Regions from separate parts of the Homo sapiens genome. Here regions 2, 3, 4, 5, 6 and 7 are each linked to region 1. A link is a contact called in ENCODE Hi-C or POLR2A ChIA-PET data. All regions are on one chromosome and are shown on one strand. The core of a region is the stretch at or near the end of the contact, and the rest is flanking DNA. Distances in the headings are between cores, read along the strand shown.

What was found. Hi-C counts contacts between places; a loop is a spot of excess contacts on that map. ChIA-PET counts read pairs that join two places held with the same protein, here RNA polymerase II (POLR2A). Pooled maps may share reads with other maps.
Region 2: a loop to region 1 is called in a pooled map, with 11 times the contacts of the local background. The contact joins the promoter of ATF6B here to the promoter of TCF19 in region 1. A Hi-C loop is called at or near these places in 6 of 50 pooled maps. POLR2A ChIA-PET finds 5 or more read pairs at or near these places in 2 of 52 experiments (PC-9 and naive thymus-derived CD4-positive, alpha-beta T cell).
Region 3: a pooled map shows a loop between it and region 1 (9-fold over the local background). The contact joins the promoter of TRIM26 here to the promoter of TCF19 in region 1. A Hi-C loop is called at or near these places in 1 of 37 single-sample maps with no recorded cell type and 7 of 50 pooled maps. POLR2A ChIA-PET finds 5 or more read pairs at or near these places in 1 of 52 experiments (activated naive CD4-positive, alpha-beta T cell).
Region 4: a pooled map shows a loop between it and region 1 (13-fold over the local background). The contact joins the promoter of PRR3 here to the promoter of TCF19 in region 1. A Hi-C loop is called at or near these places in 1 of 37 single-sample maps with no recorded cell type and 13 of 50 pooled maps. POLR2A ChIA-PET finds 5 or more read pairs at or near these places in 2 of 52 experiments (Caco-2 and GM12878).
Region 5: a map of naive thymus-derived CD4-positive, alpha-beta T cell shows a loop between it and region 1 (7-fold over the local background). The contact joins the promoter of NEU1 here to the promoter of TCF19 in region 1. A Hi-C loop is called at or near these places in 1 of 168 maps with a recorded cell type or tissue (naive thymus-derived CD4-positive, alpha-beta T cell) and 8 of 50 pooled maps. POLR2A ChIA-PET finds 5 or more read pairs at or near these places in 1 of 52 experiments (WTC11).
Region 6: a map with no recorded cell type shows a loop between it and region 1 (12-fold over the local background). The contact joins the promoter of EHMT2 here to the promoter of TCF19 in region 1. A Hi-C loop is called at or near these places in 1 of 37 single-sample maps with no recorded cell type and 5 of 50 pooled maps. POLR2A ChIA-PET finds 5 or more read pairs at or near these places in 2 of 52 experiments (B cell and GM12878).
Region 7: a loop to region 1 is called in a map of CD8-positive, alpha-beta T cell, with 4 times the contacts of the local background. The contact joins the promoter of WHR1 here to the promoter of TCF19 in region 1. A Hi-C loop is called at or near these places in 3 of 168 maps with a recorded cell type or tissue (CD4-positive, alpha-beta T cell, CD8-positive, alpha-beta T cell and HL-60/S4) and 5 of 50 pooled maps.

What each region holds. Positions count from the first base shown.
Region 1 is chr6:31,157,149-31,161,097 of GRCh38, forward strand. It overlaps TCF19 (transcription factor 19), which reads left to right and starts at 1,441. Exons shown (of 4, transcript NM_007109.3): 1 at 1,441-1,574; 2 at 1,749-2,559. The coding sequence starts at 2,322. CCHCR1 (coiled-coil alpha-helical rod protein 1) reads right to left here and starts at 654. Exons shown (of 18, transcript NM_001105564.2): 1 at 237-654. The coding sequence starts at 452. RefSeq lists enhancers at 1-395, 396-896 and a silencer at 2,120-2,303.
Region 2 is chr6:32,125,939-32,129,909 of GRCh38, forward strand. ATF6B (activating transcription factor 6 beta) reads right to left here and starts at 2,308. Exons shown (of 18, transcript NM_004381.5): 1 at 2,179-2,308; 2 at 1,733-1,812; 3 at 1,504-1,582; 4 at 1,165-1,256; 5 at 179-314. The coding sequence starts at 2,269. FKBPL (FKBP prolyl isomerase like) reads right to left here. Exons shown (of 2, transcript NM_022110.4): 2 at 2,769-3,916. The coding sequence starts at 3,842. The coding sequence ends at 2,793.
Region 3 is chr6:30,211,704-30,215,489 of GRCh38, forward strand. It overlaps TRIM26 (tripartite motif containing 26), which reads right to left and starts at 1,703. Exons shown (of 10, transcript NM_003449.5): 1 at 1,602-1,703. RefSeq lists an enhancer at 2,034-2,922 and a silencer at 2,381-2,563.
Region 4 is chr6:30,554,810-30,558,728 of GRCh38, forward strand. PRR3 (proline rich 3) reads left to right here and starts at 2,486. Exons shown (of 4, transcript NM_025263.4): 1 at 2,486-2,641; 2 at 3,341-3,403. The coding sequence starts at 2,536. It overlaps GNL1 (G protein nucleolar 1 (putative)), which reads right to left and starts at 1,680. Exons shown (of 12, transcript NM_005275.5): 1 at 1,322-1,680; 2 at 746-911; 3 at 246-382; 4 at 1-106. The coding sequence starts at 1,394. RefSeq lists enhancers at 958-1,523, 1,524-2,088, 2,089-2,653.
Region 5 is chr6:31,860,848-31,864,503 of GRCh38, forward strand. It overlaps NEU1 (neuraminidase 1), which reads right to left and starts at 1,974. Exons shown (of 6, transcript NM_000434.4): 1 at 1,771-1,974; 2 at 1,152-1,344; 3 at 341-603. The coding sequence starts at 1,929. SLC44A4 (solute carrier family 44 member 4) reads right to left here. Exons shown (of 21, transcript NM_025257.3): 21 at 2,345-2,901. The coding sequence ends at 2,780. RefSeq lists enhancers at 2,155-2,780, 2,781-3,404, 3,405-3,656.
Region 6 is chr6:31,895,554-31,899,577 of GRCh38, forward strand. EHMT2 (euchromatic histone lysine methyltransferase 2) reads right to left here and starts at 2,145. Exons shown (of 28, transcript NM_006709.5): 1 at 2,083-2,145; 2 at 1,370-1,436; 3 at 1,053-1,271; 4 at 710-963. The coding sequence starts at 2,124. It also overlaps a transcript of C2 not described here. RefSeq lists enhancers at 1,288-1,984, 2,068-2,662.
Region 7 is chr6:31,970,277-31,974,154 of GRCh38, forward strand. It overlaps WHR1 (winged helix repair factor 1), which reads left to right and starts at 2,087. Exons shown (of 7, transcript NM_004197.2): 1 at 2,087-2,235; 2 at 2,345-2,481. The coding sequence starts at 2,136. It overlaps DXO (decapping exoribonuclease), which reads right to left and starts at 1,862. Exons shown (of 7, transcript NM_005510.4): 1 at 1,653-1,862; 2 at 1,044-1,405; 3 at 636-871; 4 at 330-549; 5 at 67-202. The coding sequence starts at 1,399. RefSeq lists an enhancer at 1,649-2,359.

The DNA.
Region 1 (3,949 bases), core at 191-2,690:
AAAGCCCCTACAATAACAAAGTCATAATCCTTGAATTATAGCCAGGTCCACCCGATGCTTAGCTCTTTTCCTACTTCCCCAAAGTAGGAGATACCCCAAATTCACTTGCTTGTCTCAACCTGGTTCCTCATGGAACCCAAGCAACTATCAAGTGGAGAGAATTTACTGAAAGAGACAGACTGAGAGGGGCTCTGAGGCTTTACTCATACTTTCAGGATTCTGGGCAGTGCCTCTACCCTCCTCCTTAAGTTTCTATGGTCCCTGCTGCTCCTGGCCAGAGGTGAGAAAGGAGGTACACAGTGCAGGGGTCTTGAGCGCCATCTCCAGAGTTCTCTCCATGGCTCAGCAAGGCCTGAGGGAAGCCCATCCAGACACCAGCAGGCCATGACTCTTGGGTCCTTCCCTGTTAAAGTGCTGGCCCAAGGCCTGGCCCCAGCTGAATGTGGCCACATGCAGGGCTAGACCCTCCCCAAGACCTTGGGAATCCAGGCCGCCTAGATCCCCAGGCAGAAAAGCCAGCGTCCTGACATCTTATTCAAATCTTTCCTGCGGCTGTTCTCTCAGCTTCTCTCTACTATCCCCTTAGCTTCCATGCCTGCTGCCCGCCTCCTCTTTCTCGAGTCCTAACACATAGTGGGCACTTTAAGATCTTCCTCCCACCCTCCCACCCTCATTAATCTATTTTTTACCCGAATCTGGGATCCCTACTCCCGTCCCTTTTTACAACCTAATCTACCTTTTTCTGAAGGAATTATTCTGGTCCTGACCCTCACCCCCATCTCTCAATAGCCTGCCCTCGCCCCCTGTACGCTAGCCGGCTCTACTCTCCCACCACTGCTCCCCTAGATACCCGAGGCTTCACCCAGTTAGCCCGTGAGCTCTAAGGCTGTTCTGATCTCTTCATCTGTCCCTTCACCTGGCCCCTGTACCCCCTTCCCCTTTGGACCCCTTGAACCCTCCCAGGACCCCCGCTCAGCCCCTTCCCGCCCCCAACCGACTCTTCCCGAACGTCCCTTACCAACCGCGAGAGCCCCCTACTGCGCTTTGGCCACACCCCCTACGCCTCGCTCCCGGCCCCGCCTCTGCCCCTGACCGCGCCTGCGCAAGGCGGGCGCCCTAAAGTCCTATTTCACTCTGTTGGGAGGAGGGGGAAAGGTGTACGCAGGCGCAGTGGCGTCTAAATTTGGGCCCACTAAATGCGTCGGAGCATCTCCGCGCCCAGGCGGCTCCTCCTCACTGCGGCAACCCGGGAAAACTTGTGAACTAATCAGAAAAAGTGGAAGGCGGGAGATCTTGGGGCGCTGTCCAATGGCGCGGAAGAGAACACATGAGCTGGCCAATCGGGAACGGCACGGGGGCGGGCTCGCTCGGCGCGAAGTTCGGGCCCGGGAATTCCGAAGGAGGGGTAGGCGCTGCCCGCGCGCAGAGGCCGCGCCCCTCCTGGCCCCGGCTTCTTGGCTGTCAAACAGATGCAGCAACGTCGGCTCCTGCCGAGGAGCCCAAGGGGTCCCGGGATCCGCCGCACAGGCTGGCACTGCTTGAAGAGGAGGCTACTCGGAGACTGCGCCGCGCGGGTAGATCCGAAACGGGGCTGGGGCGGAGTGGGAAAAGGCCGGGTATGCCTTGCATGATCGCGGGGAGCTCCTTCCTGTTTTTATCCCACCTAGAGAAGCCGGGAAGTAGGGGTTTAGGTCCAATTTGTTGGAGTACTTAAGGACTCGTTTGCACTTTCTTTTGGGGGATGACAGTGGATTCATTGCCCTCGGAGGTTCAACCAGTTATGAGTGAGGGATTGGCCAGAAGATCGGGGCGCAGGCAAGCAGGAGTGCTCTATTAGGATAAGCAAGTTTGACAGGAAGAAGCTACTCTTCTCCGAATTACACAGAGGTGATGTGTTCGTATTGCACGTAGACGTGTGTATAACAGGACCTCCTTCCCCGCGCCCCGCCACCCCGACACACACAGGAGCTGCCTAAAGTATCCTTGCCTTGCAGATTGGAGGCTCCCCAAATATTTTGCGATCTGAGGATCCAGCTCAAGTGAGGTGCCATAGGACGTGTTCCTGAGTTTGCATTGCACGGAGACCTTCCTGGAATTTTTCATTTGCAAGTCGGCTTAACCAATTTTGCATTGAGTCCTAGGCTGCTTGCACTCTGAATTTGGGCTATTCAGGTAGTGTGCTCAAAGTTGAAACCGCATACAGCACAACTCAAGTTTGCATCAGACTGGGAAGCGAACTTAAGCCAGCGGTGCGTGGCCCAGGAGTGGGAAAGGAAATGGATGCCTGAAGTGGAAGAGGTGGTGCAGAGGGGGCACCGCCCATGCTGCCCTGCTTCCAACTGCTGCGCATAGGGGGCGGCAGGGGCGGTGATCTCTACACCTTCCACCCCCCCGCCGGGGCTGGCTGCACCTATCGCTTGGGCCACAGGGCCGACCTGTGTGATGTGGCCCTGCGGCCCCAGCAGGAGCCTGGCCTCATCTCTGGGATCCACGCCGAACTGCATGCCGAGCCCCGGGGTGATGACTGGAGGGTCAGCCTGGAAGACCACAGCAGCCAAGGTGAGCATTAAGCAGGGCAGCTTTGCCCCTGGGTGGTTGAAGCGCCAGGCTGGAATGAGTAAGGTCTCCACAAGACCCTGCTGCCTGCCTCCCATACTCCCATCAGATTGGATGGATGGTCGTGGTCCAGACCTTCATCTTCCCACCAGAAGTGTGCACAGTCAGAAGCTCTCTGCCAGACTGACCCTTTTTGGTCCCGTTTAGCTCATACAGGACCTGGGATATCATCAGAAAGATATCACAGTGGGGATGTTCTGAGGCCACTAGAGGCCAAGTTTAGACTTGATTCAGTTTCCAGCTTTGCTGAGGCACTCTGTTCCTGGGTTAGGGCAGTTCTATGTTGAATAATGTTTTTAATAATCTGGGCATGTCTTTCTCCGTGACTTGAGGCAGTTAGCCTCAGAAAGCCTAGATTCACATTTGAGTTTTGCCACTGCCTCTTGGTAAAGTCAGCTGTAGGAGTGTTATGGTTATTAGACTATAGTAGCCAACATTCATCTAGTGCTTACTGTTATGAGCCAGGCCCTATTTTAAGTGTATTGAATGTAGGTGGTACTAATATTATCCTCATTTACAGTAAAGGAAAATGAGGCACAAAGAGGTTAAGGAACTTGTCCAGGGCTGGGCATGGTGGTTTACACCTATAATCCAGCACTTTGGGAGGCTAAGGCAGGGTGGATCACTTGAGCTCAGGAGTTCGAGACCAGCCTGGGCAACATGGTGAAAACCTGTCTCTACCAAAAAATTAATTAATTTTTTTAAAAAAGCCTGGGCACGGTGGCTCACGCCTGTAATCCCAGCACTTTGGGAGGCCGAGATGGGCAGATCACGAGGTCAGGAGTTCGAGACCATCCTGACCAACATGTTGAAACCCCATCTGTGCTGAAAAAAAAATACAAAAATTAGCCAGGTGTGGTGGCGTGCACCTGTAACCCCAGCTACTCAGGAGGCTGAAGCAGCAGAATCACTTGAACCCGGGAGGCGGAGGTTGCAGTGAGCTGAGATCGCACCACTGCACTCCAGCTTGGGCGACAGAGCGAGACTCCATCTCAAACAAACAAACAAACAAAAAGCTTGCCCAGGGTCACATAACTGGTAAGTGGTAGAGCTAGGATCTGAACGAGCTGGAGCTGGGGGAGAGTGAGCATGTTTGAAAACTGGACCTTAGGGCGGGGCACGGTGGCTCACGCCTGTAATCCCAGCACTTTGGGAGGCTGAGGCGGGCAGATCAGGAGGTCAGGAGTATGAGACCAGCCTGGCCAACATGGTAAAACCCTGTCTCTGCTAAAAATAAAAAAATTAGCCAGACGTGGTGGCACATGCCTGTAATCCCAGCTACTCAGGAGGCTGAGGCAGGAGAATTGCTTGAACCTGGGAGGCGGAGTGCAGT
Region 2 (3,971 bases), core at 1,058-3,557, 970 kb after region 1:
CCCTGAAATGTTTCCTCTCCTTCCTGCCTTCCCTCCTGGTTTTCTGCCATTTCCCCTCCCCACCTTTTTCTCCCTGTCCTGCTGCCTGCACTTCCCCTCCATCTACACACATACACACACACACATAACACATTCTCCCGTAGTAGAGCCAAGGATTGGGGGCAGGCTGTTTTATTACCTGAGGAATCATCAGAGGTGGGGATAACGTTGATCTGGACGGTTTCAAATGAGGATGTTGGGTCATCTCCCAGGAGACACAGTGGGGGTGCCAAGGACTCTGTCTTCACATGGAGCACCTCCCCTACCCCAAGAGCCTGGGTGAGAGTTGGTGTGGGGCAGGGGGCAGAAAGAAGGGCAAAAAACAAGGGAGATGTTGACAGTAAGAGCGAGAACAAAAGCTTTAGAAGTTTAGGGCTTACAAGCCATCAATTATTTGACATTCTGGTCTGAATGGTACTGACCATCTTTCTAACCTGTTCATTCTTTCTACTTTATTTCTGGGAGAATTGATGAAGTCTCATGACTTCAAATATGGCCTCAGAGTGGACAACTTGGGCAAGAACAGTTCCAGAATTCTCAGCAGTCAATAACTCTCTTCTTCCCAGCCCCACATAACTCTTTATATTAAAAAGACCCAAGATCAGGCGTGGTGGCTTATACCTGTAATCCAAGCACTTTGGGATGCCAAGGTGGGAGGATCACTTGAGCCCAGGAGTTTAAGTCCACTCTGGGCAACATAGGAAGACCCCATTTTTACAAACAATAAAAAAAATTAGCCAGACATGGTGGCATGTGTCTGTGGTCCCAACTACTCAGGAGGCTGAGGCAGGAGGATCACCTGAGCTCAGGAGGTCAAGGCTACAGTGAGCTGTGACCCTGTCACTACACTGTAGTTTGGGTGACAGAGGGAGGCCCTATCTCAAAAAAAAGCAAAAAACAAAAAACAAACAAACAAAAAAATCTTCACTGCTAGATAACCAAAGGGGATGTGGAAAATGAAGATATTAAGGAAACGGCAAAGGTAGTGGAGAAGGCCCCCCACACCTCACACACCTCATGACTCATAGCACACAAATCATTTAAATCATTTCTTTGTCACCCACGGGTGAAGGGAATGAAGCAGAGTCCCCGTCACAGAGAGTAAGAGGGATATGGCTCTCTCACCTCGCTGGATGGCTCTGTGGAGAGACGCGATGACTCGGAGCTGAGGGAGGAGGAAGAGCAGGGGGAAGATGGCTCAGACTTCACCTGAAGATCTGGAGGAAAGGGAGTTAGAAATTATCAGGAAGCAGAGCTTAAGAAGAGTCCAAAAAGTACCCAAGGACATGTCGGTGGGGATTCCTGTACCGCAGCAAGGGAGAAGAAACAAAAATAGGGGATTGAAGGAGAGAGGATAGGCACTTATGTAGAAGCGTGAGGATATAGGAAGCTACGTAGTTTCTGGGAAACAGTGGGAAGATGAGGGTTTCTGGAAATCTGAGGGAACGACAAAGACTACCTTACCTGGGAAGATCGGCAGGAGTTCCCATGGGGGCTCAGAGGGGCTGACATCCATCCCCACGTCCAGGGAGCTGCCGTCAAACTAAATAAGGGAGGATACAAGAGGGCAGGAGTGTGAGAAAGGATGAGAAAGTAGGGGTGACTCCAGATGAGTTATGGCCTGTGAATGGGTCCAGGTTCTGGGCTCACTTTCCACCCACCAAGGGTTAGAGAAAGGCTGGGGACACAATACCGGGACATCCTGCTCCGGGCAACGGAAGAGCTGCGTCTGCTCCTCGGCCACTTCATCTAGGCCAGAATACAAGGTGCTGTCTGCAAGAAATGCTGAGCGTCGGGGGGTCGTTCGGTGGCCCCAGCCTACAGATCGCACACAAGCCCCCGCCCCATCCCTCATTGGCTCCGCTCGGCCAGACCCACCGCCCGCCCACTTGAAAAGTGATACAACCAGGGCGCTTCAGCCCCTCCTTCCCCGACCCCGGAACAACTCGACGTTCCAGCAGGGAGCAGAGTTCTTCCCTGACTTTTGTATCCCCCTTAATGCACAACGAGCCCCCTGCTCCGCTCTCCTTCAGATGGCGGATTCCGTATTTGCCCAGACTTCCTCTTTAGGCCCCCGCTTCTTTCCCGCGTGCCTCAGGGACAGTTTGCCACAGCCCTCTCCCCTCCCCGGTGCCTCACTCTGCAGACCCCAGTCCTCCGGGCTAAGCAGGTTGTCGGTGAAGAAACGCGTCGGGTCAGCAATCTCGCTGAGCAGCATCAGCTCCGCCATCTTTCCCCCCCACCCCCCAACCAGGAGACGGTTCCCAAGGCCCGCCTCTCCCCATCACCAACTAATCAGTTGACTCTTTCAAAAAAGGGGGCGTCCCGGAAGCTCTACCGACCAGTAAGAGACCTGGGTGCTGAGCACGTGAATCAACAGATGCGGATGACTGTGTAGGCGGGCCCAATGGGAGCACAGCAGCAGGAAGTAACTTCCAGACAGTGCCATACCGCCAAGCGCATGCGCCAAACAGGCTCCAGTGATAAAGCGCCTGGGAGATGTAGTACCCAGTATTAAGGTCCACCATCTCCCCCAGCCACTACTAAGTTTAGTTTAGACAGCTTCTATGTGTCCTCGGAGATAGATAAGCCCCTCAAAAGGGGCGCACTGTGACCACTGCTACCTCCCCTAGGAAGCCAAAAGCTGAGAATGGGATATGGGCTGAAACCTTCCCTCTGGCCCCCCACCCCCAAATCTCACAGCACAGACCACAATTCACAAGTTCCTGTCTCTTTTAAGGTTTAACTTTTAATCAGCCAAACATCTTGCGCAGACCCTGAGCCAGCCCTGCATCCTGGTTCTTCCCCTGAATGACCACCTTCCCCAGTTCCTCCTGGGCTGCCCGGTTTTTGGGATCTATCGCCAGCACCTTCTTGAGGTCAGCAGTTGCTTTTTCCAGGTTCCCAAGGGCAGCCTGGGCAACCCCCCTTCGGTATAAGGCCTTTAAATGGCCAGGCTCCCGCTCCAACACCCGGTCACAGCTCTGGGCTGCCAACTGAGGCTGCCCTAGCAACAACTGACAGGCAGCCAGATTGGCATGAAGGACAGTTCGTTCTGGAGGGCCAGGTGGGGGTAAAGTCAGGAGCAGCCGAAGAGCCCGTCCATAGCATCGGGCAGCTCCTTCAGGGTTCCCAGCTCGAAATAGTTCTGTGCCCCTTGCACGTTCTTCCCTGGCCAGGGCTTCCTTCTCGCTAGTCTCCAGCTCCCAGGAGTCTCGGCCTTGAGTGAAGGATGCCAGTGTGAGCCTGACAGGAGGTCCAGAGTGCCCAGGCAGCTGAAGCTCTGCTTCCTCACCTTGACACATGGACTCCAAGCATTTCTCTATGAGCTCCCCCCAAGTTTCCTCCCTCCATGGCCCTACGCCCATAGTTAGCTCTGTCCAGCCCTCTGGCGGCCCTGATCCGAAAGGAAACCCCAAAGCCAGTACCCGGCAGCAGGAGCCTAGTTTGGGTTTGTCCAAGCCATGGCCACGGATTACGATCTTCTTGACAAAGCTCCCATCGGGGCAGTACCAGAGATCAGAAGCTTGAAGGGCCTCTGGCATCTGACTGGTTGATCCATGAGACTTATGAGAGTCTCCTTCAAGTTCAGCAACCAGTTTTTCAGCTCCTTGAGTATGCTCTAGAATTTGGCTGGCTGGATCTGGGCTTACTTCCAGCTCAAGCGTTTCGGTAGGAGGGTCTCGGGGCTGCTGCCTAATCTGAATAACTGAATCAAGGTTCTCCCGAAGGTTCTTTTCCCACTCTTGTTGCGGCTGAGAGGTGTCCTTTTCTCCAATTGTATTGACTGGTGGCGTCTCCATATGGATGCTTAGTCCCTTCCACGGTGAGTGAACAGTTTTGGTCAGAAAGGGATGAACCAGGTTCAGGTCAGCACCTGAAAAGAAAACCAAACAATGCTAATAGCAGGGTTCTTATTTAGACTCCTTTCT
Region 3 (3,786 bases), core at 453-2,952, 950 kb before region 1:
CACAGGAGCCAATGTGAAAAGAGCTCCCAACAGCCAAAGCCACAGTAATTTGAGCAACAAAATTAAGTAGTATTGGATTATAAACCAAAGTATAAAATAAATGTCCCTGAGTCTACACTGAAATTAATGATTGAATAAATTAATAAATTGGGGGAAGAGAGAAACAAATCTTCCATGCAGAATAACTGCAAACAATAATATGTAGATACTTGCCCTCAAGAAGGGGGAATATAACTCTTGGCTCCCTAGGTATGGGCTGCACTTAGTGACTTCCTTCTAAAGAGGACAATACACGCAAAGAGTGGAAAAGAGACTAACTGTACAGTGGAGAAACCTGAAAAACACTATCTCACCCAAATCAATATTAAGTCATAAATCATGTTAGTACATGCCCTTGATACGATGGGATGATAATGGCAATCTACCTCTGTGGTCTTCCTCCCAGTTACCCATAAGCCCAGTCTTAGGAGAAAAACATCAAATTCCAATAGAGGGGCATCCTACAACATACACGACCAGTATTCTTCAATGCTGTCAAGGTCATCAAAACAAGTCTGAGAAACTCCCACAGCCAAGAGGAGCATAAGGAGACATGACAACTAAATGTAATGTGGTAACCTCCATGGGATCATGAAACAGAAAAAGTACTGAGGTAAAAACTAAGGAAATCTGAACACACTATGGACTTTGGTCAATAATAATGTATTGATATTGGTTAACTGCAACAAATGTACCACACTGAGGTAAGATGTTAATAACAGGGGATCCGGTTTGGAGCATGTGGGAAGTTTGTACTATCTTCTCAATTCTTCTGTAAATCTAAAAGTGTTGTAAGAAATAAAGTCTACTTAAACAATAAAATTGCAATTTTTGAAACATAAAAAGCCTATTTTTTTTAAAGGTGATTTTTTTGAACTTGGGGAAAAACATGTTAGGGATTATGATTTCAGCTAAGAGTTAAAAACAGGAGGTTAAGGCATGCATAAACGAATGTCATTCTCCCCTCTTTTGAAGTACACACAAATCGTGGGTCAAAATTTGAAATCTACTGGAGATTTGGAAGTGTGTCCCTCCCATTTACTCCACAGAGTTAAATTTACACTTTTTTTCTAAGGCCAAATAGGGAGAAAATCAGTAAGAAAAATGCTAATGAGCTGGAAGGAGTGAAAGCACAGCTCCAAGTATTTGTGGCTAAACCGGTTTACTCCGAACAAAAAAAAAAAAAAAAAAAAGAAAGAGAAAGAAAGCATGACACTTTGGTCAGGGAGCTGGATTAGTCGCCTATCTACCAGGCTCCAAGCAACCGGACGGTCATCCAGGCCCCGCTTACTTCTGGTTCCGCAGACTAGAATGGATGGGAGTCTGAGTAGGATACCAGAAAGCGAGAAAGACCCAAGAGGAGGGGGAGAATGTAAGGACAAGCAAACAGGAGGGATCTGGCTGGCAGGGAGGACGCAGCGAACTTGACCCCCTCCTGAGCCCGCCCGGGGGCCTGGCCCCGTTTTGAACCCGGGCCCGGCGGCTGCGTTGGGTCGCCCCAAACCCGGTGAGCGTACGAGACTGTTGCTTCGCTGTATGTCTCATGTGCACCCCCTACTCACCGGTCCCGAGCTCCGGGCCGCGAATCCCGGCCGGCACCCCTCCTCTCTCACGGCGGTCTGTTCCGGGTCCCGCTCCTGCACGAGCAACCAGCGCGACAGCTCGTCCCCGCCCCGTAATCTCCCGGCTATTCGGGGCCCTTCGCCGAGATTTCTCCCGGACCAGCCCCGGGATTGGCTCCTGCCGAACTTCGCCATCCAATGGGAACCTTAGTCTCTTTTACGTCACTGATCACCGGGCAAATCCCCAGACAGCCGCGGGCGGTGGGGCACCAGGGGCAGCGAAATGGAAACTGAAATCAGGCGGGACCGAGGCTGCGCCAAGAGCCGCAGCCTGAGTTTGGCGCGTAATTGGGGTGGCCTGTTACACGGTCTAAGGGAGTAAATGCTAAGGCTTAGGAGTCACCTACGTAGGACTCTTGAGAGGGCAATAATCCCCTTTCCACCTCTCGAGACCCCTCACTGCCCAACTCTGGCCTTATGCTGGATCAGGGTCCGAGGGCGCTTTGAGGCGAAGGTGGCGCTCGCCAGGTGCTCAACATCAAATACGAAGTCCCCGCCCCTAACGTGGCCTAAATTTGCTTCCAGGACAAAGCAGGATTTTAGCAAGCAAATACTCTCAGAGACCTATTTACGAAAATTATTACTTCCTAGGTAAAATAACGTTCAACCAGACAGCCATTGTCGCCATTCGACGGAAGGAAAAACTGAGGTTCCAGGAGCTTAAGGGTCTGGGCCCAGTTCAGGGGGGTTGTTTTCGCTCCTCGACGCTGAATTTAGAAACCAGAGGCTACAAAGCGGGCCGAGACTTGGGTTCCCCAGGTCCTTGGTGGGGAGGTTTCCAGGAGGCTCGGGCGCGCCCCCGTCCACGGCCCCGGAAGCTGACGTCGCCGAAGCGTACGCCGCTGCCCAGCCTGCGCTCTCTTCCTGCTCTGCCTGCAGCCGCCGCGTCCGGTCCAGCCGCAGGGCCATGCCCTGTGCTGCGGTTGCCGTGTCCCAGGCGCCGCCGCGTCAAGATCCCCGTCTTTCCCGGCCAGCCAGGCGGCAGCGGCATTCAGCTCGTGCACTGGGCTGGCAGCAGGCTGAGAAGAGGCGGCGCAGGTTCTCCGGGTCAGCCAGTGCCCTGCTCCTAAGGGTAGAGATCTAGCTGGGGACACTGGTCGTCCGCCTAGGCAGTGGTGAGAGGGTGGGCTACAGTTGTTTGGGTATTCATGAATGGAGGAGCTCAGGGTCCTAGACCCTAAAACCTGCTGAATCTTCACCCCTCCTCCGCTGGGGGTAGGGAAATTTGCACTGCATTTAAGCAATGTATAGTGGAGTGGGTGGGACATTCAGAAGAAACCACGCCCACATTTAACACCCGCGTCCTTCCCTTCTACCCCAGCCCAGCATTTTGTCTTTTTCCCCTTTGTCCAGCAGTATAACTCACGCTGCCCCTCCGGGCTGAGAGGAGTGTAGACCTCACCTGCTGAGCACAACTCTGGCGGGCCTGTGCTCTGGAGGTGGTCTCAGCACCTACCTAGACCCTCTTGATACCTGCTTTTTTAGTTGGTGGTGTGGGAAGAAAGTGTGTTTAACATGCTCCTTAAATAATGCTCTGCCGCCGAGCGCGGTGGCTCACGCCTGTAATCTCAGCACTTTGGGAGGCCGAGGTGGGCGGATCACGAGGTCAAGAGATCGAGACCATCCTGGCCAACATGGTGAAACCCCGTCTCTACTAAAAATACAAAAATTAGCCGGGCGTGGTGGCGCGCACCTGTAGTCCCAGCTACTCAGGAGGCTGAGGCAAGAGAATCGCTTGAACCCGGGAGGCGGAGGTTGCAGTGAGCCGAGATCGCCCCACTGCACTCCAGCCTGGGGACGGAGCGAGACTCCGTCTCAAAAAATAATAATAAAATAAAAAATAATGCTGTGCCACTAAGCGTTTTCTCCCTGTCCTGAGGTCTTTGGCCTATTCACAGACCATTCTGGGCAGACTCCAGCCACAAATCCACCACCCCACTTAAAATTCTCTATCCTCTCAGCACACTTAGAGGGGCATGGAAGACTCTTGCAGGGGCTGGGGCTCCTGACATGACAGCTCTGCTTAACTCTCTGACCTCCCTCATGCCACTTCTCCCTCGGTCCCTGTGCTTTCACCTTACACCTGGTCTTGAAACTCCCTGCCCCAGCCCCTTGCATGGCTGCC
Region 4 (3,919 bases), core at 1,236-3,735, 600 kb before region 1:
CCATGAATCTTCCCAAGATAGTCTTGGAAGCTCCGTTCCTCTTGGCTCATTAGTTGCTCCTTGGACATCTCATAGCTCCAAGGAGGACGTCGAGGAAAGTCCAGAACTGGGAATTCAGGAAAAAGTCCAAGTGTGAGGAAATCTTCAGGATTCAAGAGTACATCCCAGACCCCTCCTTCCTCACAGTCGGCTTTTACCTTTCCAAACTCCTTCCCCAGCCCAATGCCTGTCTTGCTCTCACTCACCTGAGCCAGGCTGATACACCTCCCGGATGTCCAGCTCCAACAACTCAGCACTGACCGGCTGTAGAACTTGCTCCCGGGCTGCTCTCTTTCTCCTCTCTACCTCCTCCCTGCTGTCTCTCTCAAAATGCAGTCGGTATCTAAGGGAACAGGGACCGAGACATCCAGAGCAATCCTGTGGCCACAAACTCCTATTTTCTCCCCTCTTGTACAATCAACTTCGCAAACCATTCTCTCCAGAGTCGTTCAAGTCTCCTCTCTCAAGTCAGACTTCCCCCAAGTCCTTCTTTCAGGCAATACTCAGCCTTCTCCTTCTAAAAGCCCAACTCTCTCCAGCCCCTCTGGAAAGGAAGACTGTGGCCCGCTGTGGGGAGCCGAGTGGCTAGCGGAGAACTGTGGCATCCCAGGCCCACCGTCTTCACCAGTAGCAGCCCGCTTTCCCCCAAAGCTCTGACTTCCGGGTAGGCGGGAAAGCCGGGACCAGCGCCCCCTCCCACCCTCACCGATTTGGGTCGTAGCCTCGTGGACCCAGCCCCTGAGAAGGCTGCTGGTTAAGCCTGCGGATATGATGGGTCACAGACTCCCCGTCCGAGGTGTCGGTCTGTTCCTCTCGCCGCTCCCGGCTCCCGCTGCGGCTGTTGGAACTGGAGCGCAGCCCATCTTGAAGCCCTGCGGGGAGGGGCCGGTGACGCCAGTGCTGGCCAGCTCTCAGGGGCCATAAGACCCTCTCCCCCATCGGCCTGACTCCCTTTCATCCCACTCAACTTCTTCCGATGTTCAGTCCTCCCAGACACCCTATTTGGGACCCTCCCGGATGTGCGTGGGGGGAGTCACTCCTTCAGGGAGCAGTGGGGACGGCGCCCCGTGCTAGCTGGAGGGATTCCCCTCCCCCAACTCTCCATCCTTCCCCACCCCTTCCAGATGTAGGGGGGGTGGGGGATCCCCTCCGCGATAGGCCGCGAGGGTTGACGCGGTCCCACGACCCCCTCCCACGATCCCCAGAGGTGCAGCGGGCACACCCCTCCTTCCAGATGTGCGGAAGCCCGAGCCCCGCCCCCTCCTCCCGCTCCCGCACTGACCTCTCTTCCGCTCCCGTTTGTCCTGCAACTGCTTCTTCTTCTGCTTCACGCTGAATGGCTTCTTCCTCGGCATGGCCCGGACCAGTCACCTGGCCCGCCCTCCGCCGAGCTCCCGCCGCCTCAACTGACTGCCCCCCGGGGCAGCCCCCGCCGCAGGGGCCCGGGACCCTAGAGGAGGCGGGGCTAGCAGGTGACGTCAGCGGGCGGGCCCGACAGAATTACCGCCGCGGCGGCGATGGAAGGCGGACGGGGGAGATATAGTCACTTCCCTCCAGGAGCGAGGCGAGAGGATGATGCGGGGTGGGCTACTGGCACGTGAGAGCCAGTGGCACCGAGAGGGCGCCCCGGCGGCGAGGAAGGAGGCGCGCGTGGGAGGACCAGGCTAACTCCGTCACGGACGCTACCAACTCGCGTTCGGAGGAGGGGGGGCGCGTGTCATCACTACCTTGCGCTCCCGGGAGAACCTACCACTCACCTGGAGGGGGCGGCGGAGCGGAGGGCGGGGCCTACTACCTAGGGGAGAGGGGGCGTGGACACGCTGAGGCTATACTACAAAGCCCCGGGCTTGACCTTAGTGGAAAGCCGAGACTGCGTCCAGGTTGCTGGACTACACCGGGGGCACGGTCAGAGGTCTTTAGGGGAGGGCGGCGGTCTGAGAGTCCTGGGTGCCGACCTGTTGGGACCCAAATTCCTTGTGGGAACGATGATAAGGAGCAGGTTTACAGATCATAAGTGCAAAAGCGGGCGAGAAGGGAAACCCAAGCGGGACAAGGACTTTTGGGGGGAGGTCAAAGGGCACGAAGTTGTGCCTGCAGCTGTTACCATAGTAACCGAGGACCGGATGTGGCGATCTTACGGTGCGACAGTCCTCTTCTCAGGCCCTCTGGCCCGAGAGCCTGTTGACTCTGTGACACACTCTGAGGAGCTGGTTGTGGTGTTTTCCAGCGAGGGAAGAAAAGAGTAATTTTTTCAAAGCATTTATAGAAACGCAGCAAAGGGAAGGTGTGAGGTTGCCGCCATGCCTGGCAGAGACGGAGGGAGGCAGTTGGCTCCGGAATGCGGCCGCCGCAGATGTTCTCCGCAACCTTCCGGAAGTGGAATGGCGGGAGCCTCAGCATTGCTGCCCACCGACCCCCCGGAAGCGGAAACAGAATCCCCGCGTGCCCCTTCCTCACTACCCTCCAAATCCCGCTGCAGCCATTGCCGCAGACACGATGCCGAAACGAAAGAAGCAGAATCATCACCAGCCACCGACACAGCAGCAGCCCCCGCTGCCCGAGCGGGAAGAGACTGGAGATGAGGAGGATGGGAGTCCCATCGGTGAGGGGTCTGGGAGGGATGTGCACATGCCTGTCAAGCCCGTCCGGGCAAGGGGCTAGGGGCTAATAAGGTGCGAAGGAGGGGGCTGTAACGGAAGGAGGAAGGGCGCACGCGCTGGGGAGGGATGGAAGTGGGGCTCTCCCAAATGGAGCCTTGAACCAGGAGTTCTCTTACTGGAACCATCAACCTCAATACGGCCCCAGACCTTTCTGGAGAAGGCGGGGGTGGAGAGAATAAAGAGCTCTTTTGCGCAGCCGCAGAACAGTAGGGGAAAGGGGTAGTAGAGATGTTGCAGATTGCGATGACTGGGATGACAGTTTGTATCCAGACTTTGACTGAAAAGGTACAGGTGCAGCTTTCTCTAAACTAGTCCTCTGGCCAGCAGTTAAGGTGAGGGATTGGTTCATGTCTGGAGACACTTAGGTTGTTTTGGATAGCGACGGTACGGTGAAGAAAAAAAGTTGTCAGTATCTTTTCCTGCATTATCCCCTTTGATTGAATATCTACTTTTTGCAAACCCTGAAACAGCTTTGCAGAAAAAAGGGCAGATAGATGGGGTGAGAACTCCCAAGACTGCTGAAAATATACCTGACTTTACTGGTTGAATTAAGAAATAAGTAATACAAGAAAAACACCTAAGAACAGAATCATCAGTCCTTTAATCCATTCTGATGACCATATTTTCATGTCTGCTCTTAGGACCACCCAGCCTTCTGGGCCCTCCCCCCATGGCCAATGGAAAACCTGGCGACCCTAAGTCAGGTGAGGAGGAAGGGGCCCTGATCCTTGTATTAGGTCGTAGAGAAGACAGCAAGGGAGGGGATAAAACCCAGGAAGGACTTAAAAATAAAAGATCAGGGATTCCATCCCTAAATGAATGGAGAGAAGTTGTATATTTGCTGATTTAAAAACTCAATGTTGTAAAAATGTCACTTCTTCCCAAATTGATAAACAGATTTCATGCATTCCAAGTCAGAACACCCATAATGTTTTTGTGGAAATACACATTATTATAGGGAAATGCAAAATATCAAGGCGACTATCAAGACAATCTTGAAGTGGGAGGGCTTACTATGAATATCAAGATTTGTAAGCTGGGCATGGTGGCACACGCCTGTAGTCCCAGTTACTCAGGAGGCTGAGGTGCGAGGATCCTTTGAGCCCAGGAGTTTTTGAGGCCACTCTGGGCAACATAGTGAGATCCTGTCTCTAAATACAAGAAGAAAAAAAGACTTACTATAAAGCTACAATAGTTACAACGATGCAGTTTGGAAACAA
Region 5 (3,656 bases), core at 724-3,223, 700 kb after region 1:
TGCATGAGAGCTTAAACCCAACCTGTGCTCACTCGCCAAGCTGTGCACCCTGGCACAGGCTTGTGTCTGTCCAAAGAGGCAGTGCCTTTTTCTACTTTGCATGAGGGTATTGCATGGACTAACGCAGTCCTGTTGACAATGCCAAATGGGAAGCCAATGGCAGAGTTCCCTCTTCTCCTGATAATGTGTTCCTACCAGGATGCCCTGTCTTTCAAGGAATCCCACCCAAGCCAGAAAATCTGACTTCAGAGAATCTTCCCCTTGGAAAGGAGTCCATTTGGGGGTATCCCTCAGACTCTCCACAAGGCAGCCCCCTCCACCTATCTCCTAGGACAGAGACCTGAATACCAGAGCCCGGTCCAGGGGCAAACACTTCAGTGCCAATATCCAGGGAGAGATTCCGGGGTGTGCTCCAGGAAACACCATCATCCTTGCTCCATACCAACATGGTAGAGGCCACCTGGCAGCCGGCCTTGTGAGCACAAAGGGAGTAGAAAAGAAATACTACTCCTGTCTCAACATCGCTCACTACTGCCCCAAGGTTCAGCCCATCGGGGACATCCCCATCATTGACAATGAACGCTGTAGGAGACCATGTGCTGCCTGAAAAAAATTGGAGGAAGAAACCCAGAGTGAGCACTCTGCAGGTACCCTTTCTACCACTTCCCGTTAATTTCCCACCTTCTGCTAGGGACCTCAGGCCTTCCGATGGTCCCAGGGTGCAATCCAACACTTGCACTATCTATACCTCTTGTCCTGTTTTATTTTTCTCCATTGCATTTATCACCTTGCAACAGACAAAAAAGTTTACTTGTTTATTATGCTTGTCTGTCTCCTTCCAGTACAATTTAAATCCTGAGGGCAGAGATTTTTGATCTGTTTTGTTCGTGGCTATATTCATGAAACCTAAAATAGTGCCTGGTATAGGTATATAGTACCCAATAAATGTTTGCTAAGTGAATGTCCAACTCCTTGGTGATCCCAATTTCCAGATCACTGTCCTAGACACTTGCCCTTCTCGGGTTCCCTCTACCCCTCAGGGACTCAGGCAACCAACCCTCTAAGTTCCCCTATCCTCAGGGCCCTTGGGCTCATTGGGCTGCCCACCCATCCAACCTAGCACCGGCTCTTTCACCCAGACATCTTTATACCCTGGTCCATGGACCTCCGCAGGGCGATGAACTTGGCCCCCTCATCGGATGAGGACATTTTCCTCGCCTCAGCAAAGGCGAGAAGAGTGCCCCGCGGAGTGGCTGTGATGAGCGGGATGCGGAAGGTGTCCACTGAGCCGATCTGTCTCCCGCTCACCCACAGCAGTTGCTCCATGGTCACCAGCGGCTGCACCTGTCATGGGAGGAGGAAGGGTCAACAAAGACAAACTTGTCTTGGGGGTTTTAGGAACCCACGTTCCGATGGGAGAGGGAGGATCTAATGGGGATCCCGAGTAGGGGATGGGGTCCCAGAACAAGAAAGAGGAACACGAAGGGGAGTTTGGAGCGAAGCTGGAGGCTCGGAGCAGGGGAGGGTCTACGAAAGGAGAAGGCGCCTTCAGGGAGGGAAGGGGACCCCAAAAGAGGAAGGGGCTCGAATGAGGAGAAGGACGGGGACCCGGAGAGGGAGAGGGGCTGGGAGCGGTAGGAGGAAACGGGGTCTGGGAGAAAGAAAAGGGTCCTGTCGCGGAAAGTCGGCTCAGCCGCCCGCGTTCCGGGGGACACTAGGTGTCGATCACCTGCGCGGGTCGGGGATGGGGCTATGCAAAGGGTGACTCACCAGACCGAAGTCGTTCTCAGCCTTGGACCAGGAGGCTGCCAGAGACAGCAGCAGGAAGATCGCGGCAAACACCCAAACCCTACAGCCTCCCCAGAAGCCCAGAATCCGCGGCCCCCAGCGTCTGTCCGGGAGCGCCGTGCTGGGTCGCTCCCCAGTCATCTCTCCCCGCAGCTGCCGCGACCCTGGCAGCTAGACTCCACAGAGTCGGGAGTCAGCTGACCCGGACCCTTTAAAGCGCAGATGTCACCCTTAAGCCCGCCCCGGTCTGGAGGCCCCGCCGCGCTTCCCGGACTCTAATTGGTCTTCAAGTAGCTCATCTCCTCCCACGTGATCACGCAGCATCTCGAAGCTTGCCCTTCCGATTGGCCCTCTTGGAGGCCCTCTTGGAGGCCCGGAGCGCGTGACCCGAACGGGAAGCGGACTGGCTGGGGTGAAGAAGGGACTGGCACCATCCTTATTGGGCTTTTTGATTGGCCGCGGCACCAGGACACGTCACAGGGGCGGGGCCGATTTTAAAGAGCCGGGCGCGGAAAAAAAAAGGCCGCCTGTCGTCGTGGAGAGAATGAGTCACAGATTTACTGAGTTAACAAAATATCTTTAATAAAATCTTTTTGTTTGTTTGTTTTGTTTTGGAGACAGAGTCTGTCACCCAGGTTGGAGTGCAGTGGCGCGATCTCGGCTCACTGCAACCTCTGCCTCCCGGGTTCAAGCGATTCTCCTGCCTCAGCCTCCCGAGTAGCTGGGATGACAGGTGCATGCCACCACTCTCGGCTAATTTTTGTATTTTTAATAGAGACGGAGGTTTCACCATGTTGGCCAGGCTGGTCTCGAACTCCTGACTCAGGTGATCCGCCCGCCTCAGCCTCTCAAAGTGTTGGATTACAGGCGTGAGCCACGGCGCCTGGCCTAAAACCTTTTTTTACCACAAAATGGAGACCTGTAAGGCGAAGTGAGGTTGGATGGCTGGACGGTGGGGGTGGGGTGCAGTCCTGGATCAGGGCCGGAGCTGTCACTTCTTCCTCTTCTTGTTGTCCGGGGGCGCCTCGTTCTTCTTGCCCAGAATCTTTAGAAGGCTCTTGGACATGTAGTAGGGCCGGTCCAGGGAGCCGTTGTTCCGCTCCAGGTCTTCCACTGAGCCGCAACAGAGACCGGTTAGAGCGGACCCTGGGGCCAGGAAATCGGGGACTGGGAGGCAAGCTGCCTGCGGGATTTGGAATCCAAGCTGCACCACCACCCTTACCCCCGGGCAGGTTATGTAATCTCAGTTTCCTCCTGTGAAGTGGGGTCGGGAATATTATGTTGCATAGAGCGATGATAAGAATTAGCGGAAAAAATGCATGTCAGTCGCTTAGGAGGAGACTGGCAAACCCTGAATGGATGCATGCTGTAGAGTAAGAAAATCCCCTGCCGCTACAGCCACCTGCTGGGAAGTCTCTCTAATGGCTCTTTTTTTTTTTTAATCTTTTTTCTTTGTTTTGAGACGGAGTCTTGCTGTCGCCCAAGCTGAAGTGCAGTAGCGCAATCTCGGCTCGCTGCAACCTCCGCCTCCTGAGTTCAAGCGATTCTCCTGCTTCAGCCTCCCAAGTGGCTGGGATTACAGGCGCCCGCCACCGCGCCCAGCTAATTTTTTGTATTTTTAGTAGAGAGGGGTTTCACCATGTGGGCCAGGCTGGTCTCGAACTCCTGACCTCAGGGTGATCTGCCCACCTCGGTCCCCCAAAGTGCTGGCATGACAGGCGTGAGCCACCATGCCTGGCCTCTAATGGCTAACTTCTACCCGAGATTTCTTAGGGAAGATAGCAGAGACCTCTCCATCAGAATGCTCCTTCTTTGGAGAGCCTACCGGCCTGGGGGCTCACTCTCTTCCTTCTTCCCTAAACGCCTGG
Region 6 (4,024 bases), core at 895-3,394, 740 kb after region 1:
GCGAGGTCAAGGCAGGAAGATTGCTGAAGCCCAGCAGTTTGAGACCAGCCTGGGCAACATAGTGAAACTGTCTTCAAAAACAAAACAAAACAAACAAAAAAACCCCTACTTATAACTGCTGCTAATCAGAGTGTATTTTCACGGCAACTTGAATCTTTGCTCCTAAAGGCTGTCCTCAAAACCTGACCAAATATACTTTACTTAATGTTAAGTTTGCCTCAGTTTTTTCCTTTAGGTCAACAATAGGTATGACCCAAGAACCCTAGAACTTGGTCATAAAGCTTCTGGTGCCCTTGTCACTTCCCTCCTCTATTATTTCTGTGGCCCTCATCTCCTTTCCCACTGGGATTCCCAGGAAAAACTTTACAAATAGAGCAGTGACAGATGAGTTCCCCAAGGGCTTGCTTTGAGGTAGAAAGGAAGAGTGGTTTGAAATTCCCTTACCTTGTCATTATCATAAGAGTAATTAAGACATTAACTATATAATTGACTCTTTAACATCAAACTTTCACCACCCAAGAATGTAAACTGCAGGAAGAGAGGAACCTGTCTGTTGGTTCACAGATCAAGCACAGCCTAATATTTGACACACAGCAGCCCCTTGCTTAAATATGTGAATGAGTAAATGGAGTAGAAGCCTTAAGTGAAACTGTAAAAGAGCTCACCAAAGGTTTATGGTTGATTATCCCATCTCTCCCATCCCACTCACCTGTCCATTTCCTGGTTTGGACATGGTTTTGCGGGCTCGGTGGACCTTGGGCTGTCCCTCTGGGCTCGTGGTGGCTGGAGGGGGTTCAGACCCTGCTGCTGCAGCTCCCTGGGCTCCTGGCATACTCAGTAGCCTCATAGCCAAACTCTGGACAGATGGAGGTGATTTTCCCGCCCCTGTCATTGACATCTTGGCCCGGCTAGGACAGGAACCCCCCTTGCTGGGGGAAGAGGGGAATGACTTTGTGGCATGGCCTAGAAAACAGGCAAGCAAAAGGCAAGATAAGAAAGAAGGCAAGAGTCAGAAATTTCCCACCAACCCCCCAGGCTACCCAGCCTCTCACCCAGCAGGATCCGGCCCCCACGGAGGTCCCCATCTCCCTCAAGATTCTCAGATTCATCCCCAATGAGTGGTGTAGCCCCTACAGGGGTGTCAGCCCCCTCATCACCAACAGTGACAGTGACAGAGGCTGGAGATGAGGGGCCAGCAGGCTCCAGGGAGTCGGGGGTGGCCTTGGGCAGGGTTTCTTCACTACGAGGGGTGTCCCCCAAAGAGCCATGAACTGTAGAGGAAGAGAAAAAGTTCAGAGCTAAGGGCTCAGGAGATCCTGTGTTTAGGGAAGGTGACGGTCCAATTGGGGCCCGTTTTAGCTGCACTCACCTCTCTCGGTGGCTCCTCTGGTTTCCTTCTCCAGCAGCAGCGCCCCCATCTCAGCGGGGGCCTCCCCCTGGGAGGGGAGACAAGGGACAGGAGGGCTGGTCAGCCCAGTAGAGAGTTGGGGGGTCCAGGATGCCTGGGCCCTGGGAAGAGAGAGTAGGCTCCGGGGCCTACCTCTTCCTCTGTGGGGCCCCCCCCTTCCGCGGCCTCGGCTGCCCGGAGGGGCCGCACGACCCCTCCCCCGGGCCCGCATCAACCCCCTCCCTCTCGGTAGACCCCGCATCTCTGGGGCCGAGAGAAGAGGAGGGGGAGGGGGCGGGGCCTCCGCGCCCCGGCCCCGCCCCCTCCTCCCGGCTGCACGCGCCGCTCCCCCTTTGTCCCCCAGGCCGCGGGGACCCCGGGCACCAACCCCTCCAGCACCCGCTGCCCCCCAGCCCGGTGGACGGCCCCTCGTGCCCCTCACGCGTGCTCCTGGGGCCCCGGCGCCCGTCGCCCACTCAGGGGCAGCCGGCGGCTGCACGCGCGCCTCCGTGCCCACTCCCCCCACCTCCCACACCCTGGTCCCCTCATCCGCCCCCGGTGCTGGCCCCCTGGATTGCTGCAAGTCCCGCCCGGGCCCCCCGGCCCCGTTGCACCCCCGGAGCATTGCACGGGCGCGCGCTTCCCCCGGGCGCGCGCGCGGGCATGCACCCGCCTCTCCCCCTCCCCTTCCGCACCTCGGCGGCCGCCGCCGCTGCAGCTCCCGCCGCCGCCGCCATCGCCGCTTGCGCTGGGGGCCGAGCCGGCGCGCGGCCGCCCCGGGTCACGTGGGCGAGGGAGGGAGGGCGAGGAGGAGCCTTAAAGGAGCCGCTACATGCTTTTTGGCCATTTTCCCCTGAGAGCGGCCTCGGAGATGGCTGTGACTGTCCTAAGCTGGGAGCTGCAAGGGAGAATTCCTGTCATTCCTGGCCTCAGTTCTGCAGGGACCGAGGGCGAGACACGCCTGGGCCCAGGTGTGGCGTCTCTGTCCCCATCTGGTTTTAGGTAACAAGCGGAGCTTCTGAACTTCTCGGCTCTCGGCAGCGGCTGTATTTCCTCTGGCCTGGTTGGGCTTTTCCCGCCTCTGGTTGCTTTTCTGCCTTTCTAGTTTTTGGGTTACCAGATAGAAGGCTTGGCCTCAGTTTTGGCCTCGCCTTTTTGCTCTTTCTAACGAGCACGAAGGGGCGATAGGGACGCGGAGGACACCTTTATTCTTGGCTGGTTCTAGCATGCTGCTTCATGTCCCCTGGAGCAGCGTGCCCTTCTGAAAACCTGTGGCTAAATGTCTCTTCTGTTTATATCAGGCGTGTTACACCTTCACACGCACTAGGGATCCAGGTAAGCCCAGCGGCCCGAACGTCATTACTGACTGGTGACACTGCAGTAAGTAAACCTTTTTTGCCGAACACTTCATAAGCACAGTCAGGTACTCCGTGGGTCATAGCCCAGCGGACAATTTAAGTATAAATGATATACACCAAGATAGACAATCTCGATAGCTGTATTTAGGGTACCATCCCTTTAGGTATTACGTTTTGGTCGAGTTTGGAAAAGATCTGTATGATTTCACACGCAGTATTTGACACAGGCAGGTGGGGCACCTGAGGCCAATTAAAGGCCTTCTGGGAACTGTAGTTCTCTTTGGTTAACTATTCCAGAGCTTTCTGGGAATTGTAGTTTTCCCTGCACCTTAATCCAAACTTAGCTTTTTTTTTTTTTTTTTAGCTTTCCTGAAGACATGACCTATTTACCCCAGACAAAATATGACCAAACAGACTCCTGCTTACAATTTCCGTGGGCAGGTTGGCCACCTGTAGCTCATCCCTAGCACTGATCCTAAGTCCCTCAAATAGAGTTCATGTGCATCCCCACGACTGCCAATCACTTGTACTGTGAGGTACCTGGCTAAGTGTTGAGATTGCAGAACTGGTGGAGGGCTGGGGGTGGGGACTTGGGGGAGTCCCTGACCAGAGGAGCTCACTTGTCACACTCCTCTCCCATGTTTAGGGCTGGGCTCCTTCAGGCAAGGGATATGCAGAGTTGTGACCTCTAGGTATTAAGAACGCAGCATCACAGGGAGAGGCTGTCTAGGGCAGGATAGTCATGTACACGCAGTTGCCAGAGTGTAAAGGAAAAAAAAAAGTTTTTTTTTGTTTTTTATTTTGTGGAAAACAAAAGCAGAAAAACTAAAACCCCAAACTCCAGAAAAAATCCTAAAAAATATGTTTTTTCTTAAAAAATACTGTATGTCTCTACTCCTCTCCCTCCCTCCCAACAGCCCTTCTTGTGTTCTTTCTTTTCTAAGTGCCCTATCCCCCCCACCCCCATGACTATCCATTGTTTCTTGCTATTGTACCCCCACTTCCCAATATCTACCCAGGATGCGCACCCCACGTTCTCTTACCTGGCGTCTTACTTTGTTCTCCCTCAAATTTCAGCAAGCCTCATACTCGCAGTCTCATTTCCCCAGCATGCAAGAACTGTCTCCCACTTCCTTTTCTGGGACTCAGTAATCTTTTCCCCTTACCACTCCCTCACCCCAGGTCTATTCTAAGCAGGAGCATGTCCTCCTGCCAAATTCCCTCCCTGTTCCCACCCACCCCCCAACCCTTCTTATCTCGAGAAATGTCAGAACCTTCC
Region 7 (3,878 bases), core at 837-3,336, 810 kb after region 1:
TGGATGCTAGACCTGTGGTCTTGGTGTTTGGGGATACGGGTGGGAGCTGCAACATCGTTCCCTTACCCTGACATATTCAAACATCTTCATGGTAGGAAAGGTCTTGAGGGAAGAGACAAAACCGTCTGGGTTACGGAAGCCAGCAACAACATTCGGGACCCCTGGGAGGAATGACTGAGCCCACCATTTCAGGAGCTTGTGTCTGACAGGAAAAGCAAGGGATCAGTGGGACCCCTCGTGCACCCTCCATTCTGCCTTCACCCTCCTCCCCAAGTCCCTTTCCCAGCCTTCAAGCCTAAGCTCTCGCCCTGCCCACCCCGATCCTGAACCTGTAGAAACTCCTCCATTGGCCAGGGCTGTGCATCTCCTTGGAGGTCTTGAGCTCCACATAGCAGGTTGGGGGCTGTGTGGATGGGGCTTGGGGGTCTGTGCAGTCTACCTCCCCTGAGAAGAGCAGAGGGTGGCTTCCCAGGCGGCTGCGTAGCACAGAGCAGAAGGCCACGTTGGTGTTAACCTCCCCAGAGGGGTCTGGGGAGCTTCCAGGTTTGTCTGCACAAGGAGAGAAGCAGCAGCAGGCGTGGGGGGCTCTCAACCTCTGGGAAGGGGAAGGGGGCTATGAAGCAGGGGCAACTCACCTGCACACATGTACTGCTCAAATTTGTATCCCATGTACATAAGCTCCCGGAGGAGCGGTGGCCGAGCAAGCCTCTGGGCCCGAGCGTTCGGTGTCTCCACTTCACTCAGGTATAGTGTTCCCTGGAACCGGGAGGCTGCCAGCTGCCAGCCCTCCTGCCGCTCATACGGTGTCGTCAGCAGTTTTGTCAGGTGCCCCCGCCACGTCACTATGGCCTCTGCCAGCCAGCCTGGACCCCTGAGAGGCAGGAGTTACAGGCTGAAGGTCTGACACAAGCATTAGTGAGATGCTCCCCTCGAAGAATAGTCTTGTTTCTTCTAAGGACTGATTCTCACCCCGGCTTTGGCTCTCCTAATTTTAGAGGGTAGGTACGGGTCTCCAGATATACTGCCTACCACGCTTTGCTCACCCCTCCAACCGGCCTCGGTGTTCCAGGAGCCAGCACAGCAGGTGGTCCAGCCTTTCCTGGACCTCCTCGTCCCGGGGCTGGTATCGATCCGGGTATCCGTCTCTGAGGTCAAAGTTGGGGCCTGGACCGTTAGTGGGGGGTGGGCTATAGTAGCGCAGGGCTCGGGCATCTCCATGGTACTGGCGTTGAGCATCCAGGGAGAAGCAGCCCAGTTCCGAAGGGCGCCGGTAGAAAGGAAAGGGCCCAGAGTAGAGGGCAGGGTCTGTGGGCAGAGAAGGTGCTGGACGAGGTAGTTTGTTCCGAGGCTCAGCTACCTCTGTCTTCTCAGCTCCTCTCTTGGTCCCCCTGGGATCCATGAGGTCCTAAGACAAGCAGGGGTACAGAGTTTCCATTCTACAGAGGAGGCCTGGAGAAGGATGACTGGTTTAGGACTAAGCGAGCCACCTGATCGCCAGGCTCTGGCCTTGAAACATTCAGGCCCCTCAGACGCCACCGCGGCCAAGCTCTCATCCTGCCTCTTTCCTTGCCCTTCACCCACCCTCCCTCCAGGTCCTCCAAATGCAGTGAGGTTAGGAAGGACGTCTGCGCTCAGATCAAGAATCCAGTTACCTCAAAGCTCCCCAACTTCCACCTCCGCAGAGCTATGACGTCATGGCAGGCACGCCAGAGGCCGAAGGATGCAAAAGTGGTTTTCTGCTTTCGATGATGCAATCATTCAGCGACAGTGGCGGGCAAACCCCTCCCGGGGCGGGGGAGGTGTGAGCTTCACGAAGGAGGTTGACACCAACGTGGCCACCGGCGCCCCTCCACGCCGCCAACGAGTCCCCGGGCGTGCGTGCCCTTGGAGGGAGCCAATCCGCGGCCGGCGTGGGGCCCGGCCTGGCGGAGGTGATGCTGGTATGTGCGTCGCCACCGCCCCTCCCAGCACTGACGGGCCTGAGGGACGACAAGTTGACGCTCCTTTCGTCATCACCTGGTCTAGGAGGGACGCCCGGGGAGACCGTACGTCACTGCTCTGCGCCGGAAGACCCTATTTTCAGGTTCTCTTCCCTCCATTCCTACCCCTTCCCCGGTACCATAAAATCCCGGGATATGAGCTGGAAGAGGCATCACCTGATCCCGGAGACCTTTGGAGTTAAGAGGCGGCGGAAGCGAGGGCCTGTGGAGTCGGATCCTCTTCGGGGTGAGCCAGGTAACCATGGCAACCCCGGGGGTGGGGCCTCGCTTCCGGTAGCCGAGAGTTTTGTTAGAACCGCGTCCCCGCCCCAGTTCCCTGTCCGTGAGCCGATTTATCTGCCCAGGGTCGGCGCGCGCGGCTGTCTCAGAACTCATGCAGCTGTTCCCGCGAGGCCTGTTTGAGGACGCGCTGCCGCCCATCGTGCTGAGGAGCCAGGTGTACAGCCTTGTGCCTGACAGGACCGTGGCCGACCGGCAGCTGGTGAGGGGCGTCGGTGCGACCGCCGGAAGCCCCTTTCCTAACTCCTGGAATTCCCTGTCACTCAGTCACTCCGCCAGCCGTTCAGCAAGCATTAGGCCTTTCAGGCGAGGGCACTGTGCCAGGCACTGGGGTGCCACAGAGACCCTGTTAAAAGTCCCGCAGGTAGTACAGGGCATTTCAAATCATGGAGGTAGAAGAACGAGGCTTTTGGGGAAACCGAGTCATGGGGCATGGTTCGAACATACAGCGCTGGGAGTGCAGTCAGACGTCAGATCATGACAGGCCTTGTACATCAGTGTTGTTTCCATCTTACACTGAGGCGATGGGCTGGTAGAGAATATCATAGAGAGAGGGAATGGTGTATTGGAGATAGTGGATGAGGCAGGGAGGTCAGCTAAGAAGATACTGCATCTGAGAAGTGGTGAAGGCCTAAATTAGGTCAGTGCAGTAGGGAGGGAGAGGAGAGTGAGGAAGAGGGAGGAGTCCAGGACAACTCAGACTTTCCAGATGACTGCGTGGCTGGTGGTATTAGGAGCACATTTAGTTGTTGGACTACAGATAATGTGTTTAATTTTATACAAGTTGAGTTGATGGTGCATGTGGAGCATCCAAAGACAAAGGTATTAGACAGTTGGATATGAGAGTTGGAGAGAATTCTGGGCCAGTGATAATAGAATTACAAGTCATGGAGGTGTGAATAGCAAGTGGTTAATTCTGTGATGTGGTGAGATCCAGTAGGAAGAGTGGGTAGAGGAGTGATTTCTAACCTTTTTGTAATCTTTAGAAGGTGATAAAAGCTATGGCTATCTCTCTCCAGAAAAATGCACGTTTGCCACATATACATAGGGTGTATGTATAGTTAGGGGGGAAATATTTTACTAATCCTGCGAGGTCCGTGGTTAAGGACTCCAGGTTTAGAGTGGAAGTTAATAGGGTCAAATCCACAATGCTGGGAAACACCATCATTTAAGGCAGTGTTACTGAATATATGAGCTGAGTTATTATGCCTGTGTCAAAATTACGTGGGCTGCTTGTTAAAAAAAATACAGGTTCCTGGGACTCATCCAAGGTTAATGAATTACGCTCTCTTGGGGCGGGATTTGGGACTCTACATTTTTGAACTGCCTCAAGTGCTTTTTAAGTGTGCCTTAAAATTTGAGATCCACTGACATAAAGGGAAAGCAGAAGAAGAGGAATCTGTGACAGAGGCAGAGAGGGACTTGCCTGAGTTAAGAGGAACCCAGAGGCCGGCGCGGTGGCTCACACCTGTAATCCCAGCACTTTGGGAGGCCGAGGTGGGTGGATCTCTTGAGCTCATGAGTTTGATACCAGCATGGGCAACATGACATAACCCCATCTCTACAAAAAATACAAAAATTAGCCAGGCGTGGTGGTAC